Linked DNA regions of Mus musculus: all the other regions are linked to region 1. A link is a loop called in an ENCODE intact Hi-C map of the cell type or tissue named here. Cell type or tissue: gastrocnemius. All regions are shown on one strand. Links, peaks and the distances in the headings refer to the core of each region. The heading gives the core; the rest is flanking DNA.

Evidence for each region. Hi-C counts contacts between places; a loop is a spot of excess contacts. Peaks named below come from ENCODE experiments on the same cell type or tissue, not always from the same donor. Only the 100,000 strongest peaks of a DNase experiment are listed, where the experiment ranks them.
Region 2: it touches region 1 in a loop (4-fold over the local background); 5 of 42 quality-filtered maps call a loop at or near these places.
Region 3: a loop joins it to region 1, with 2.5 times the contacts of the local background. A loop is called at or near these places in 9 of 42 quality-filtered maps.

The regions. Positions count from the first base shown.
Region 1 is chr15:100,454,308-100,459,706 of GRCm38, reverse strand. The region is part of intron 1 of 5330439K02Rik (a long non-coding RNA gene); the gene reads left to right. Among named protein-coding and RNA genes, the nearest start is that of 5330439K02Rik, 11 kb to the left of the region's middle. In gastrocnemius, for the core only: CTCF peaks have their summits at 1,456 (motif pointing left) and 2,155; DNase peaks (open chromatin) are centred at 1,443 and 2,172; H3K4me3 peaks cover 294 bases; H3K27ac peaks cover 701 bases.
Region 2 is chr15:100,339,860-100,345,258 of GRCm38, reverse strand. It overlaps Mettl7a3 (methyltransferase like 7A3), which reads right to left. Exons shown (of 2, transcript NM_001081471.1): 2 at 5,090-5,399. Among named protein-coding and RNA genes, the nearest start is that of Mettl7a3, 7.6 kb to the right of the region's middle. In gastrocnemius, for the core only: no CTCF peak of the experiment used is centred there; no DNase peak of the experiment used is centred there.
Region 3 is chr15:100,318,834-100,324,232 of GRCm38, reverse strand. It overlaps a transcript of Mettl7a1 not described here. Among named protein-coding and RNA genes, the nearest start is that of Mettl7a3, 13 kb to the left of the region's middle. In gastrocnemius, for the core only: a CTCF peak has its summit at 2,914 (motif pointing right); a DNase peak (open chromatin) is centred at 2,946; H3K27ac peaks cover 1,528 bases.

The DNA of each region.
Region 1 (5,399 bases), core at 1,141-3,640:
GTGCTTGAGATGGTTATATTAGTGAGGGGTTTGCAGTGGCCTGTAAAAGCTGCTTTCTTTGCAAGGCTCAGCAGTATCTTCCAGACACCACATAATTTGCTTGGACCACTGTCAATGTCAGAGACAGTCCCAGAATCGTCGCCAAGGCTGCTGGGGGGCGGGAGAGAGAAGTGCCTCACTTGAGTATCTTAGCTAAGGCTAGGGGTTCACTTGAATGTCTCACCCAAGGCTGAGCGGCAGACTCCACGTTGGGACAGAACTGGTGTTACCTAAATCATTTCACTTTCTCCTTTGGTTCATTTTTTTTTTTCCAGAATTTTGGTGTTTTTGGTTAGAATTTGTGAGGTTTTGTTTTGCTTTGCTTTTGTTTGTTTGTTTGTTTTTTCAGTTTTTCGAGACAGGGTTTCTCTGTGTAGCCCTGGCTGTCCTGGAATTCACTCTGTAGACCAGGCTGGCCTCCAATTCAGAAGTTTGCCTGCCTCTGCCTCCCAAGTGCTGGGATTAAAGGCATGCACCACCACGTCCGGCTTGTTTTGCTTTTAGACAAAGTTTCGCTCTGCAGCTTCATAAGCCTGCAACACAGGTGAAGTCCAGGTTGGCTTCAAACAGGTGGCAATCCTCCTATCTCAGCCCCCAGGTACTAGAATCATAGGTGTGAGCCACCATGACCTATCCTTTGTTTCCCTGACAGTTCTCAGTGAGTAGCCCAGGCTGGACTAGAACTTGCTATATAGCCTGGAATAGCCTTGAACTCATGACCTCCCTGCTTTAATCTTCCGAGTGTCCATGCACTTATATGCACACACACACAAACACAATCACAATAACAAATAATTTTAGAGAGATGGCTCAGAGGTTAGGAACACTGGCTGTTCTTCCAGAGGACCCAAGTTCAGTTCCCAGCAACCACATGGCAGCTCACAGCTGTCTGCAACTCCAATTCCATGGAACCCAACGCCCTCTATCAGCCTCCACAGACCCTGCATGCACACGCTACACAGACACACAAAACATCCGTGCACACAAAATAATAAGTTAAAGCACTGAGAATGCTTAAAGATAATGGAAGGCTAGCAAGTTTATTTAGTTGGTTGTTTCTTGGGCAAGTGTGCAGAACTGAATTCAGATCTCTAACACTCAGTAAAAATCCCAGGGTGGGGCGGGCAGTGGTGGCACAGGCCTTTAATCCCAGCACTTGGGAGGCAGAGGCAGGCGGATTTCTGAGTTCGAGGCCAGCCTGGTCTACAGAGTGAATTCCAGGACAGCCAGGGCTACATAGAGAAACCCTGTCTCGAAAAACCAAGAGAGAGAGAGAGACAGAGAGAGAGAGAGACAGAGAGAGACAGAGAGAGAGAGAGAGAGAGCGACCGAGCTATCTTTGTCGGGCTCCGGATTTCTTCAAAGGGATTAAGCACCACAAAGGTGAAAATGGACAGACAGCGCCACCTGTAGGTGGTTGTGCTTACTCGTCACCTTCTAAGCCTTTTCTCAGAGGAGGGTCAAATGGCAGACATTTGGTAATACTAGAACATAGACTGTACCATCTTCAGCTGAGTACTCTCTACGGAAAAGCACTATCCATACATGGTGCACACACTCGGGTCCTCCCATGCCAGCATGGAGTGTTCTTTGGCTGTTATGAGCATGCGTAATACTTAAAAGACTCGACACCAAAACCTGGGAGATGCTTCAGTGGGAAAGACGTGCACCTCCTAGCCTAAAGACCTGGGTTCAATCCCCAATACCCAGTGGAAGGAGACTCGGGAAAGTCGGCTTCCGAATTCTAGAGCCATGCTCGACAGCATACGAACAGGGCTCACTGATATATAGATGGACAGACAGGCAGATGGATGGATGGATGAATAGATATAATGTAGTTAAAAGAAAATAAAGACGAGGCACCAATGGACTGCTACAGTGTGCTAGAAGTCAGCAAGTGAGAAGAGAATAGTTTCAGATTCAGCCTCTGTCCGCGCAGAGCATTCCTAATGCTTATTTTTAAGAACAAAGTGTTAGACCGTCGTTTGACCCCTGTAAGAGGGTAGTGACAAAACACAGGATGCTCTGAGAGAGGGGCGGGCAATCAGAAGAGACCTGGAAGCGGTCTAGAAGCTACGGTTCCTAGAACCGACCTCCGTCCGCTCCTCCAGCTGGTCGGTAGGTGTCGCTGTTGCTGTAAAGTCCGTGGCTGCTCTTAGAGCCATTTTGGGGGATGCTGAGGCTTTGGCTCTCATCAAACCGCATCAGTCTGGTGGAGACAAGTAAGTCAAAGTCTTCTAGAGCTGCTGCTGTTACCAGGAAGCAGCAGGGACAGCCCCGAGGGGTACTGATCGTCCAGCTCTCCTGGCTGAAGGATGACCTCGGTTCCTCTGCACCCTAAAGACATTTTTTCTGGCATCTTGCTCAAAGTCAAAAGCTCAGCTTGGCATGGCAGACGAGGTGGCACATGCCTTTAAGGCCAGCACTCGCAGGAGGCAGAGGCAGGCGGATTTCTGAGTTCGAGGCCAGCCTGGTCACCAGAGTGAGTTTTGGGACAGCCAGGGCGACACACAGAAACTCTGTCTTGAAAAAACAAGAACAAACTAGTTCAAACAAAAAATTAATATGTTCGCCTTGGATAAATTCTTCATAAGACATACAAGGAAAACGTGCTGTGTCTCGTTAATGCACTTTGTCTTTAGCCCCTCAGTTAACACAGCCCAAAATACCAGGTGGCAGTTTGCCTACAGGAACCCTCTTACACCTGCCCTCCTCTACCACCATTGCCCCCCGAAACTGATCTGAAGATGCAGGAGGAGACTGACATCTTGAGAAGGCCAAAGAAACAGAGCAAAAGGAAACTCCTTGCACAGCTGCTGAGGTGGCGGCACTGGCCTTTGCCCAAGAGGCCAAAGGTTTTAAATTCAGACTCCATTTCAGAGAACCTGACCTAAGTTTGAACTCGGGTAAACTAACAGGCTGGTACCTAGCATGAGTTTCCAAGTTGCCCCCCAACAAAACCTGAGCCTAGCTCCAGTCTCTAGGTTACACCCCCAACAAGACCAGTGTCTCCAGGTGATTCCCCCAACAAACCTGCACCCCAGGTTACAAGCCCACCCCCTGCCTAAGGACCACCAATGCAGAGGGAGCAGAAGCACTCCCAGCACCAGCCAATTATGCTAAAGGTCACAGGAGCTTGCCAATTAGATGCTTGCACACACACTCCCTGCTTGCTGCTTACTCTAAAGTCTTGCCCTGATAGATATTCCGGGCTCCCCCACCACCAAAACCGTTCTTCGTGACAGTGGGGGGGGGGAGCTAGCTCGAGAATAGAATAGAGACCCTGCTGTGAGTTGCATCAGATCAGCTCCTGTGTGTGTTTTGGGGATCACTAACTTTTCCCTGGCACATCAGCCCTAGGCTGGCCCAGCACGCCCCTCAGACTCTCACTGGGGACCCAGGTAGAAAGCACTAGCATTCCTTTAACAGTTAGAGCATTTGTAATGGTGAAAATGTCCTCCCAGCTACATGGCATTTCATTATTCTATGGGTATAACTTTGACTTTGTCAAAAATAGCCCCATGTTCCACCTGGTATTCACTAAGAGAGAACTCCAGGCACAACACATTGTTTGCATGAACTAAAGTCCTCCGGTGGCAGCAGGTGAAGCTCAGTCGTGCCGATGTGTTCATGTGAAATGTTTAAAAACATAGAACTGAAAAAAGTCTAAAATAATAAAATACAATAGAAAAAAAAATGTAAAAAGTGCCAGTTGTGGTGCAGCAAACCTTTAATCCCAGCACTTGGGAGGCAGAGGCAGGAGGATTTCTGTAAATGTGAGGACAGCCAGGGCTACAGAGCAAGTTTCAACCCAGCCAGGGCTACATAGGGAGACCCTATTGGGTCTCATATATATCTACACACATATATCATGCACATATACATGCATACACATACACACATATTAACATGCACACACAAGCACACACAGTCACACACATACACACATGTATATCAACATACAAGCACACAGACAGCATATATATATATACATATACATTCATAGTATGTATATACACACATGCACACACAAGCAAACTCACATATACACACAAGCACACACAGACACATGTATATACACATGTGCACATATGTATAGACACATGCACATACACATATGCACATACACAGACACATACATACAAACACACACACAGGTAAAATACATACACAAGCACATACAGACATGCATATACATACATACACACATATGTATATGTACACATGCACACAACAGACATTCCTGTATGTACACACATGCATAGATGTATACTCACATATACATATGTGTGTATATATATATACGTATATATATATATATATATATATATATATACACACATGCATATACATGTGCACACCAATGCTCTCACATACATGTATACACACACCTGTACATTTGTGATTAGCTCTTGTTATTAATGTGATGTGTGGTCCCCTGCTCCAGTGTACTGAGCTCCTATGAGCCCCTAATAAAGGTGTCAGTAGTTCAAAAGGGCTTTTAACACATTTTAGTGGACATTTAACAATATATAAACTACACTCGTAAGGTCACGTTATTACCATACTTTGACTTGAAAAATAACTTTTATGCTTTTTTTATAAGCAGAATGCTTGCTTATCTGTAGTCTTGGCTCTTCATTCAAGTAAGATTTTATGTTCCGTATTTACCGCCAATTAAAATTGTATAGGCCAGGTATGGTGGCACATGCCTTTAATCCCAATACACAGGCAAGCAGATCTCTGTCAACATGGTCAACATAGCAAGTTCCAAGACATCAAAAGTTACATAGTGGCTGGGTGTTTAATCCCAGCACTTGGGAGGCAGAGGCAGGCAAATTTCTGAGTTCGAGGCCAGCCTGGTCTACAGAGTGAGTTCCAGGACAGCCAGGACTACACAGAGAAACCCTGTCTCGAAAAAGAAAAAAAAAAAAAAGGGTTACTTAGTAAGATCCAGTCTCAAGCACACACACACACACACACACACACACACACACACACACACACACACAGAGACACTCACACACAGAGACACACACACGCACACTGGGTGCTTTGTTTTCCTGGCTTAGATAATGAGCTAGGCTTCTATGTTCCTTCCCTCAGAATAGCTAAGAAGTGATAACATGTGTGCTCATTTGCGTAATCACCTTTCCACTAGCTTATTCCTGGGTGTTTTGCCTACACGTATGTATGTGCACGTGTGTGTGTGTGTGTGTGTGTGTGTGTGTGTGTGTGTGTGTGTGTAGCCACAGAGGTCAGAACAGGGCATCCAATCCTCTGGAATTATAATTACAGACCATGGCAAGCCACCATGTGGATGTTGGGAATCAAACCCAGGTCCTCTGCATGAGAAGCCA
Region 2 (5,399 bases), core at 1,614-4,113, 110 kb after region 1:
GTGTCTGGCAACCACCGTGTCAGTGCTAGGGACTGAATGTGGGTCCTCTGCAAGAGCAATACATGCTCTTCACTGCTGAGCTACAGTCTCCAGCCCTAATTTTTTTGTTTTTTAAAAAGCAGCATACAGAGGGACAGATATCTTTTTTAAAGATTTATTTAAATTATTTTATGTATATGAGTACACTGTAGCTTTACTGATGATTGTGAGCCATCATGTGGTTACTGGGAATGAAGGTTGCTTGCTCTGGCCTAAAGATTTATTTATTCAACGGGCATGGTGGCGCACGCCTTTAATCCCAGCACTCGAGAGGGTAGAGGCAGGCAGATTTCTGAGTTCGAGGCCAGCCTGGTCTACAAAGTGAGCTCCAGGACAGCCAGGGCTATACAGAGAAACCCTGTCTCGAAAAAACAAAACAAACAACAACAACAAAAAAGATTTATTTATTATTATACATAAGTACACTGTAGCTGTTTTCAGATACACGAAAAGAGGGCGTCAGATCTCATTACAGATGGTTGTGAGCCACCATGTGGTTGCTGGGATTTGAACTCAGGACCTTCAGAAGAGCAGTCAGTGCTCTTAACTGCTGAGCCATCTCTCCAGCCCCGGCAGGTTTCACTCTCTCCAATCCCCACGCCTTCCCTGCTGGCTCACCCAGTCCTTGCTTGTGGCTCTCCTTCGGAATCCCACTCCTGCTTTTGTATCCTATTGGTTTTTGTTTTGTTTTGAGACAAGCTCTCACCAGGTAGACCTGACTGGCCTGGGACTTTCAGAAACCTGCCCTTCTCTAGCCTGGGAGTGCTGGGATTGAAGGTGTGCCAACCACAACAGGACACCTGGCCTATGACATTCCTTCTCTTACCCTTGGGGTCACTAACACCAAGACCTCTTTTTCCTCCCTCTTCTTGGGCTCCTTTTTAGTTTCCTAGAAATATCTTAAGTATTCTAAGTACTTTTATTGGCCATGTGATCATTTTAACTCTGGAGTAGGGGCTGTAAGACTTCCCTAGAAGAAGTACTAGATGCAGTTTCCACTGGGAAGGCCCTGAAGAGTGGATCTCCATTTTTTTTTAAGATTTATCTATTTATTATATGTAAGTACACTGTCTCTGTCTTCATATGCACCAAAGAGGGCATCAGATCCCATTACAGATGGTTGTGAGCCACCATGTGGTTGCTGGGAATTGAACTCAGGACCTTTGGAAGAGCAGTCAGTTCTCTTAACCACTGAGCCATCTCTCCAGCCCCATCTTCTCCACTCAACTCATTTTTTAAAAGATTTATTTATTAATTTTATGTAAGTGAGTATACTATAGCTGTACAGATGGTTGTGAGCCTTCATGTGGTTGTTGGGAATTGAATTTTTTTAGGACCGCTGCATGCTCCAGTCAACTCCACTCCCTCAGTCCCTGCTCGCTCCGACCCAAAGATTTATTTATTATTATACATAAGTACACTGTAGCTGTCTTCAGATGCACCAGAAGAGGGCGTCAGATCTCATTAAGGGTGGTTGTGAGCCACAGTGTGGTTGCTGGGATTTTTAACTCAGGACCTTCAGAAGAGCAGTTAGTGCTCTTATCCGCTGAGCCGTCTTCTCCGCTCTTAAACCCCTCCTTCTTGTATAGGAGAAAACACTTAAAATTATTTATCAGATGTACGACACAAGTTTACCTTATGGCATGGTTGCTTTTATTTTTTGTAAGATTTATTTTGTCTTTATGTGTTAAGCCTGTGTCTGTCTGGTTCTGCATAGAGGCAGAGTAGCTCTTGCTGCTTGGGGTTGGGGGAAAAGCTGGTTTGGGGAGCTTACTCATTCTCCAAGTTACAGCCTGACCTCAGAGACGGTTGTCCTCCACTGGCCCAAAAGGCTCTGCCCGTGTCATCCATGGCAAGCGCAGGTCACTGAAACCCAAAGCTGCTGGAATGGGGTCTGGACCAGGGATGGTACCTGAGAAATCTTGCTGGCATATGTGGTTGCTTCCAATTTGACAGCAGTAGAAAAGCTAAAGGGACAGAGTAGCAGAGATAAGTCCCAGGGGACTGTTCACAGTGAAATGGGGTGTGTGTGTGGAGTGGGTATCAGTTGCTGGGGGCTCCTGAGAGGTTACATGGGAAAGCTGGGATAGCCTTGGAAAGTTGCAAGCTGGGATAGCCTTGGAAATCCTTGCAAACAAGCTTTTCTTCCTTTAGTCAGAGATGAGTCTGGCTTTGGGTTAGGTTTAGAAAAATCCTGAAATTGTCAAATCACTATGTGGCATAAAGAAAGAGACAGAGAAGGTGTCTTAGTCAGGGTTTCTATTCCTACACAAACATCATGACCAAGAAGCAAGTTGGGGAGGAAAGGGTTTATTCAGCTTACACTTCCAATACTGCTGTTCATCATTGAAGGAAGTCAGGACTGGAACTCAAGCAGGTCAGAAAGCAGGAGCTGATGCAGAGGCCACTGAGGGATGTTCTTTACTGGCTTGCTTGCTTCCCCTGGCTTGCTCAGCCTGCTCTCTTATAGAACCAAGACTACCAGCCCAGAGATGGCACCACCCACAAGGGGCCTTTCCCCCTTGATCACTAATTGATCACTAATTGAAAAAATGCCTTACAATTGGATCTCATGGAGGCATTTCCTCAACTGAAGCTCCTTTCTCTGTGATAACTCCAGATGTGTCAAGTTGACACAAAACTAGCCAGTACAGAAGGTATCTGTACCCTAGGTTAGCCTTAAAGTTACCATTCTCCAGCCTCTGCTTCCTGAATACTTCCTGTGGCAGCATGCCTAGCCTACAGGCACTTGAATGTGGAAACCTGTATTATCAGCTGTGAGAGGCATGGAGTGAAAGGGTCTGTCCATGGAGAAGGCAGACATCAGGGCCATGAACTGCTTAAGGACTGGGAAGGCACAACCTGACAGAAGACTCTCCTAAGATTTGGGGATGCTTTTAGGTTGTCTTGCTCTATATCTTAGCCTAGCTTTAAACTGCCTACTGTAGCCTGAACTGATCTCAGACCAGCCATCTTTTCTCCCTCTGACTCCTGTGTTCTAACATTTTAGGACCATGCTGCCTAGTGAGCTGGCCTTTGTTGTTTGTTACACTTCTAGGAGTGATACATTTTGACCAGTGACTTTTGTAGTTTATACACAAATTCCAGGATAAGCCTCCAACTTCTCAAACACTTCCCTTTAGAAGAAACATACTATATTGCTTAGCCACTGTTGTTATTAATTTTAAATGGGTTGAGGAATTAATTTTAAATGGCTCAGTGACCAGTCTTGGTCCTTTGCTCTTGGTCACCAGGACCTCTGCCTGTTCTCTGGCCGGGGTGGAGCTGTTGGCTCAACAGTTCATTAAGGAATTCCTGTGATTCTTTACTGCAGCCTGGTTTGATTTTAAACACAGGGATTAAGAAATACCCTTCTCTTGCTTTTGTTGGTATTGGCATGTGGAGACTCAGTGCACTGTCAGTACCCTTAACTGACTACCAGGAATTTAATGTCAGCTAAGTGCTGTGATTTTCAAAGCAACACCAAGAGGGAGGGCTTGTTCTGGGGCCAAGACCACAAATGGAACCATAATGTAATGTTTGCTTCTCTATCAACTCTGAGGACACAGAACATCAGAGAACCTGGGAATAAATGTGAAACGTTAGAATGTTTACAGGGGTGGGAGTGGGAGGTAATCCATCGAAATACTTGTGCGGCTCTCACCCCTTGTCTTAAGAGACCAGTGGAAGTGGCTGTGAACACAGAACCTGCCCTTCACTCAGGCTGTTTTGAGGCAGGGCTTCACTATGTTACCCTGGCTGGCCATACTACCTCTGAGTGCCAGGTTTATATGTGGTGCCATATACCCAGTGCTTTTACTTGCTCATTTATTTGTGTGGGCGTGTACCTGCTATGATGCATGTGTAGAGAGAGGTCAGAGGACAACTTTGTGAGTTGGCTCTCTCCTTCCACTGTGTGGATCCCAGGTCACCAGGCAGCAAGCACCTTTACCATTGAGCCATTTCATCTGGCTGGCCTTCAGTTCTTGAACATGAATTTCTTCTTTTCAAGCAACTGCCACCCAAACTGCTCCATGCAGCTCCATTCATTCTTTGAGTTCAGCTCAAAGCAGCCCCTGCTCTTCCCCAAGGTAGGTAGGATCACATGTCCTGGCATCTATGCATTTTCTTCAGTGATGACTGAAGAGACAATTTCTTCATAGCTTATTCAAGAGCAGAACACATAGTAGGTACTCAATATTAAGCATCAGTTAAAGAAAAAATAAACCAGGGCTATAGATCAGTCAAGAGTGCTTGCCTCTCAGGGTTGGGCAGGGGAGGTTGGGGACTTAGCTCAGAGGTAGAGCACTTGGCTAGCAAGCACAAGGCTCTGGGTTCAGTCCTCAGCTAATAATTAAAAAAAAAAAAAGTGCTTCCTTCATGCACTAGGCCCAGGTTCAACCCCAGCACCCCAAGAAAACTTCTAGGTGTGTGTAGGGGGTCTATGTATCTGTGTGTGAGTGTGCGTGCACACATATTTGCATATGCACACTTACTGTTCATGGTGAGACAGTCCTGCGATCCCAACACTCATATAGCTGCAGCAAGAAGATCAAGAGTTCCAGGCCAGCCTGGGCTACATGGTAAGACCCTTAGCATTTTTTAAACATATTGCTTCATTGTTTTGCTTTTTGTTGTTCTCTTTCTGAACTCATCCTGGATGGTGTGGAGTGGCACAGGACTTTGATCAGCACACAGGAGGCAGAGGCAGGTGGATCTCTGTGAGTTTGGGGCCAGCCTAGGCTACATAGTGAGACCCTGTATCAAAACAAAGCCCCTGAACAACATTCTTAATCTACGATTGAGGCCTGGTTCAATATGTTTTTTTATTATTATTATTATTATTATTATTATTATTATTATTATTATTATTATTATATGTAAGTACAATGTATCTGTCTTCAGACACTCCAGAAGAGGGAGTCAGATCTCGTTAGGGATGGTTGTGAGCCACCATGTGGTTGCTGGGATTTGAACTTCGGACCTTCAGAAGAGCAATCGGGTACTCTTACCCACTGAGCCATCTCACCAGCCCCTGATAGTGTAGTCTTGCATAGCATGCTCTCAGCCCTGGGTTCAGTCCCTAGTATGTCACTTCTAAGAGAGGGTGGGGGAGAAAGCAAAGATTGAAAGATCATAGCCACACAGTCACACCCCACTCTGATCCTTCCAAAATGGCTAAGATCTACTAACTGTGTGTGTGTCATTTGGATGCTAAGTGTCTCCCTGCAGAGAATTCCCATCTGTTCTGTGCAGTTCTGTGATGACGCTGGTGTGTAAAGTGCACTTATACGAGCTGTGGAGTGCAGGACAGTGCAGCAGCCAGTGGCAAAACCCTCAGTCGAAGGACAGAGAGCCAC
Region 3 (5,399 bases), core at 1,614-4,113, 140 kb after region 1:
GCCGGCTGGTGGGTGGAGACAGCCGGCTGGTGGGTGGAGACAGCCGACTGCTAGGTGGAGACAACAGGCTGGTGGGTGGAGACGGTCGGCTGGTGGGTGGAGAAAGTTGTTTTTAAGTTGAGAACAGGTTTAGTGGAAAAGGTCAAGGACTAAGAGGCCTTTGGGAGCCCTGGGACTTCTAAGTTTAATGTTTTATATATGGCATTGGGAGGTGTTGACACAGTGCTTACACAAAAGCTTGGCATGTGTTTTCTCTTGAAATGTGTGTTGATGTTAGGCTTCTCACACATCAGACAAGCACTGTGCCATGAAGAAACTTTTCTACCTGCAGGAACAGTGTTGTTGTTGTTGTTGTTGTTGTTGTTGTTGTTGTTATATGGATGTTTCTCATGCAGTGACTGATACACCAAAAGAGGGTGTCCGAGCCCCTGGAACTGGGGTTACAGATTGCAGATTGTTGTGAGCTGTCATGTGGGAGCTGGGAACTGACCCAGACCCTCTGGAAGAACAGACAGTGATCTTAACCACTGGGCCATCTCTCGGGCCACTTAGTTATTCCTGTTGCTTTAAAAGAGAAGACCTACATTTTTCTTTCTTAGATTCTCAAGGTTATCTGTGTTCTCTCCATAAAAGTTAAGAAATAGACCCAGTTTTTACCATTTTAGTGCTATTTTTACATATTCCTGCACACTTGTCATCCATGTGTGAACAGATGGCAAATGTTTGTCTTTTTAAAAAAGTTTCCCAGAGAGGCTGGAGAAATGGATCAGCTGTTAAGACAATTGACTGCTCTTCCAGAGGTCCTGAGTTCAAATCCCAGCAACCACATGGTGGCTCACAACCATCTATCTGTAATGAGATCTGATGCCCTCTTCTGGTGTATCTGAAGACAGCTACAGTGTACTTACATATAATAAATAAATCAATCTTTGGGCCGGAGCGAGAAGGAAAAAAAAATTTTCCCCAGGAGTTTAGAATACTCTAAATCTTCCTAAGAATATGAAAAGAAGAAAATAAAGGTGAGAGAAAAAAATGTGGACTGACAGTTTGCCAATGTATTTATTAATCCCTTTATTTACTTATTTATTTACTTATCTATTTTGAGACAGGGTCTCACTATATAGCCCTGGCTGTCTTGAAACTCAATATGTAAACCAGTTGTATTCCCAACTCACAGAAATCCCCCTGCCTCTGCCTCCAAAGTACTGGCTTTGAAGGTGTGTGACAATGCCTGGCATTTTACCGGTTTGTTAGTAATCTGCTGTATCCAGCATTTCCTCCCACATAAACCGCTCAGGCAGACGGAGCTCCAGCACCTGGGCTTCCCGAGAGTCAGTCCCTGGGGCTGGAGACGGCTCAGTGGTTAGGAGAACTTGTTACTCCAGCAGAGGACCTGGGTTCACCAAATGCAGGCTTACCATCATCCGTATTTCAGTTCCGGGGATCGCATGCACCCTTTTGACCTCCACAGACAGGCACCAAGGACCCATGTGGTGTACAAACATGCAGGCAAAACACTCATGCATATAGAACATGTATTTAAGATGTGCTAATATTCAGTATTGTCTCCACGGGTCAAATGCTACACTGCTACATATATATTCACATTTGCTATATTCCAGTGAAAAGTAGAAAGCATTTCAAGAAGAAACCACAATGCTAGAATAAACACCTGACCCTTTGGAAAATGTGATGTATAACTCTCATGTTTGCTACATTTACAGAAGAAAAACATTTTCTGGTAGGAGGACCAGTTTCACCCTGTTTTCTCATGCGTGCTGAAGGAGTGGCGCTTCGGGCAGGTGAGCCTGCTGAACTGCCTCAGAGCTCAGCACTGAGAGGTCTAGAGTTTACGAAGCACTCCTGGCTCTGTCTCCCTTTTCTCCCACAGCTTTTCACGTGCCCAGTTCCCTTTCCATGAGTGAATAAAGTACTAGCAGGAGCCAGGCGTGGAGACCCATCCTGCAGCAGGAGGTGGGTGTGGTGACCCATGATGCAGTCCCAGTGCTGTGGACTGAAGACAACCCGCTGATCAGTCCAGCTAGCTGAACCAGTGAGCTCCAAGTTCAGTGAGAGACGCTGCCTCAAAAAAATTATATTTACATACATATACATATATATATATGTATACACACATATATATATATGTATATGTATGTATTTGTATGTGTGTGTGGGTGGGTGGGTGTGCGTGTATTACCACAACAGAGTGTATACACACACACACTGTTGTGGTAATGCACACTTTTAATCACAGCACTCAAGGCAGAAAGAGGCAGGTAGATACCTGATTTCAAGGCCAGCCTGGTCTACAGAGTGAGTTCCAGGACAACCGCACACATAAACTCTGTCTTGAAGATATAGATAGATAGATAGATAGATAGATAGATAGATAGATGGATGGATAGATAGATGATAGATAGATAGATAGATAGATAGATAGATAGATAGATAGATAGATAAATAGATAGATAGATAGATGATAGATAGATGATAGATAGATAGATAGATGGATGGATGGATGGATGGATGGATGGATGGATAGATAGATAGATAGATAGATAGATAGATAGATAGATAGATAGATAGATAGATAGATAGATAGTTGGATGATAGATACAAAATAATAGTAAGAGATAGAAGTTGGATTTGGGTTCAGAGCTTGCCCCCCTCCCCCTGCTACTCCCTAAAGCCGGGGAAAGCATTGAAGAATCAGTCAGCAGACGGCTCTAAATGCTGAGGTGCCCAGCTGAACATCATTTCCGTGATGGATGAGCACGTGTCTTTGTAATTGTGGGTGTAGGATCAGCCAAGAGTAACTGTTAAGTAAGAGCCTTGGCGATGGCTCAGCTGATGGAGGTGCTTGTGTTTAAACCTGACTGGGCTGAGTTCCAACCCCAGGTCCCACAAGGTGGCAGGAGAGAACCAGCCTGGAGAGCTGTCCTCTGGCCTGCATGTGGCCACAGTGCACAATAAAATAAAAGCAGTGGGTTTCAGGCCAGCGAGAGCCTATCTTGAAAAATACCAAGAAGTAAATAATTAAATGAATCTGTTCCTGGAACTGATGTATAGGAAGACCCTGGAGGTGGGCACATGATCTGGCAGGCGATCAACCAACAGGATCTGCCAACGGGATCTGTAAGGTGAATCCTAGTAACCTAGAGGAGAGTTATCTAGTTACCAAGAGAGTTACCTAGTTCCCTGCTTAGAGAGCCCTCAGAGTGTTTGTCCAGCAACAGGGACTGGCTGGGTCAGAGCCTGGTGTCTGGGTGGGCAGTCACTTGCTCACTGAGTTGGTTCTTCATGCTAACCTTAGATTCCAGATCTTAATAAAAACTGAACGTCAGCTGTCAAGAGGTGGTAACGTATGCCTTTAATCCCAGCACTTGGGAGTCAGAGACAAGCAGATATCTGTGAGTTTGAGGTCAGCCTGATCTACAAAGCAAGTTTCAGGACAGCCAGGGCTACATGGAGAAACTCTGTCAAAACAAACCATAAATCCCTAAGAGTCTATTGCCCAACACTGAACAGCAATTGTTAAAATGAGGTCATCTTATTTAAACTCCCAAGCAAAGCTTTACATAATCACTTGGCTTCTCTAACTCCTGCCCCATGTCACCTGATAGTTTTGTTTTCCTCAATTCCTTTCATAAAGACTTTTTAGAAGAGGCCTCCCCTACAGCCATGCTCTCCCGGAAGCCCAAGCTCTCTGAGGGGTTCCCTGCAGGTTAGATGCAGGGAGCGGGCTGCAGAGGTGCACACTGCCTTCCTGGGAGCCCGGGTTCCTACTGCTGATTCAGGAGTCTCAGGCTCAGGAGCAGATGCACGCATATTGCGGGTCATCTGTCTTTCTGTGTCTGCCATTTCCTCTCTCCAGCCACAAAGAGCAAGCGATGCGCCATGTTCTATTTCACTTGACAGTTTGCAGGGACTCCTGGCAGCTTTCCTGTTTCCACCAGCAAATAATACAAGTTACTGTGGAGGTTTGCTGACATGATGAAGCTGCTGGTTGGTCTGCTGTCCTGCACCAGGTGTTGCTGGGGTCCTGCACCTGCCTTTGCCCCCACCCCCCACCCCTGCTCCTGCAAGGTGTCTGTTGGCTGAACTTTTGTCATGCTGTGTTAGTTGGGTTGTTACTGGAGGACATAGGGCAAAAGGCCTGGGTCCAGGAGTTCACAAGCCCCAAGTTGAACCAGTTAAAGACAATGGTGGTAAAGGCAGAGAACGATTTTACTACATAGACAGATTGGACAACAGAAAAAGAGGCTCAGTGACCCCAGGTCCATCTTCCAACAGACTAACATGATTTTGTTTTGTTGGTTTTGTTGTCTGTTTTTGTTTTTTGTTTTTTGGTTTTTTTTTTGTTTTTTTGTTTTTTTGTTTTGTTTTTTTTTTGTTTGTTTGTTTTTTGAGACTAGTCTTCTCTGTGTAGTCCTGGCTGTCCTGGAACTCACTCTGTAGACCAGCTTGGTCTTGAACTCACAGAGATTCGCCTGCCTCTGCCTCCCCAGTACTGGGATTAAAGGCGTGAGCCACCACCACCCAGCAGGCTGACAGGATTTAAGGAATGGGACTGGAGAGATGACTTAGTGGCTATGAACGAACGTTAGCTGTTCTTCCAGAGGAACCAGGTTTGTTTCCCCAGCATCCCTGTCCAGTCTCACGACCTGGAACTTCAGTTCCAGGGGGGCTGGCACCATCTTCTGACCTTGCTGTGATATGTGGTTGCTTCCAATTTGACCGAAAAATAAAGGCTAAAGGGACAGAGTAGCAGAGATAAGTCCCAGGGGACTGTTCACAGTGAAATGGGGGGTGGGGGGGAGCAGTATCAGTTAGCCGAGGCTCTTGAGAGGTTACGTGGGAAAGCTGGGATGGCCTAGGAAAGTTGGAAGCTGGGATAGCCTTGGAAATCCTTGCAAACAATCATTTCTTTCATTAGTCAGAGATGAGTCTGCCTTTGGGTTAGGGATAGAGAAATCCTGAAATTGTCAAAGTCACTGTGTGGCATTAAGAAAGTGACAGAGAAGGTATCTGTACCCTAGGCTAGCCTCAAAGTTTCCATTCTCCTGCCTGTGCTTCCTGAATACTTCCTGTGGCAGCATGCCTAGCCTACAGGCACTTGAATGTGGAAACCTGTATTATCAGCTGAGAGAGGCGTGGGGTGAAAGGGTCTGTCCACGAAGAAGGCAGACATCAGGGCCATGAACGGCTTAAGGACTGGGAAGGCACAACTTGACAGAAGACTCTCCTAAAATGATGCTTTTAGGTTGTCTTGCTCTATATCCCAGCCTAGCTTTAAACTGCCTACTGTAGCCTGAACTGATCTCAGACCAGCCATCTTTTCTCCCTCTGACTCTTGAGTTCTAACATTTTAGGACCATGCTGCCTAGTGAGCTGGC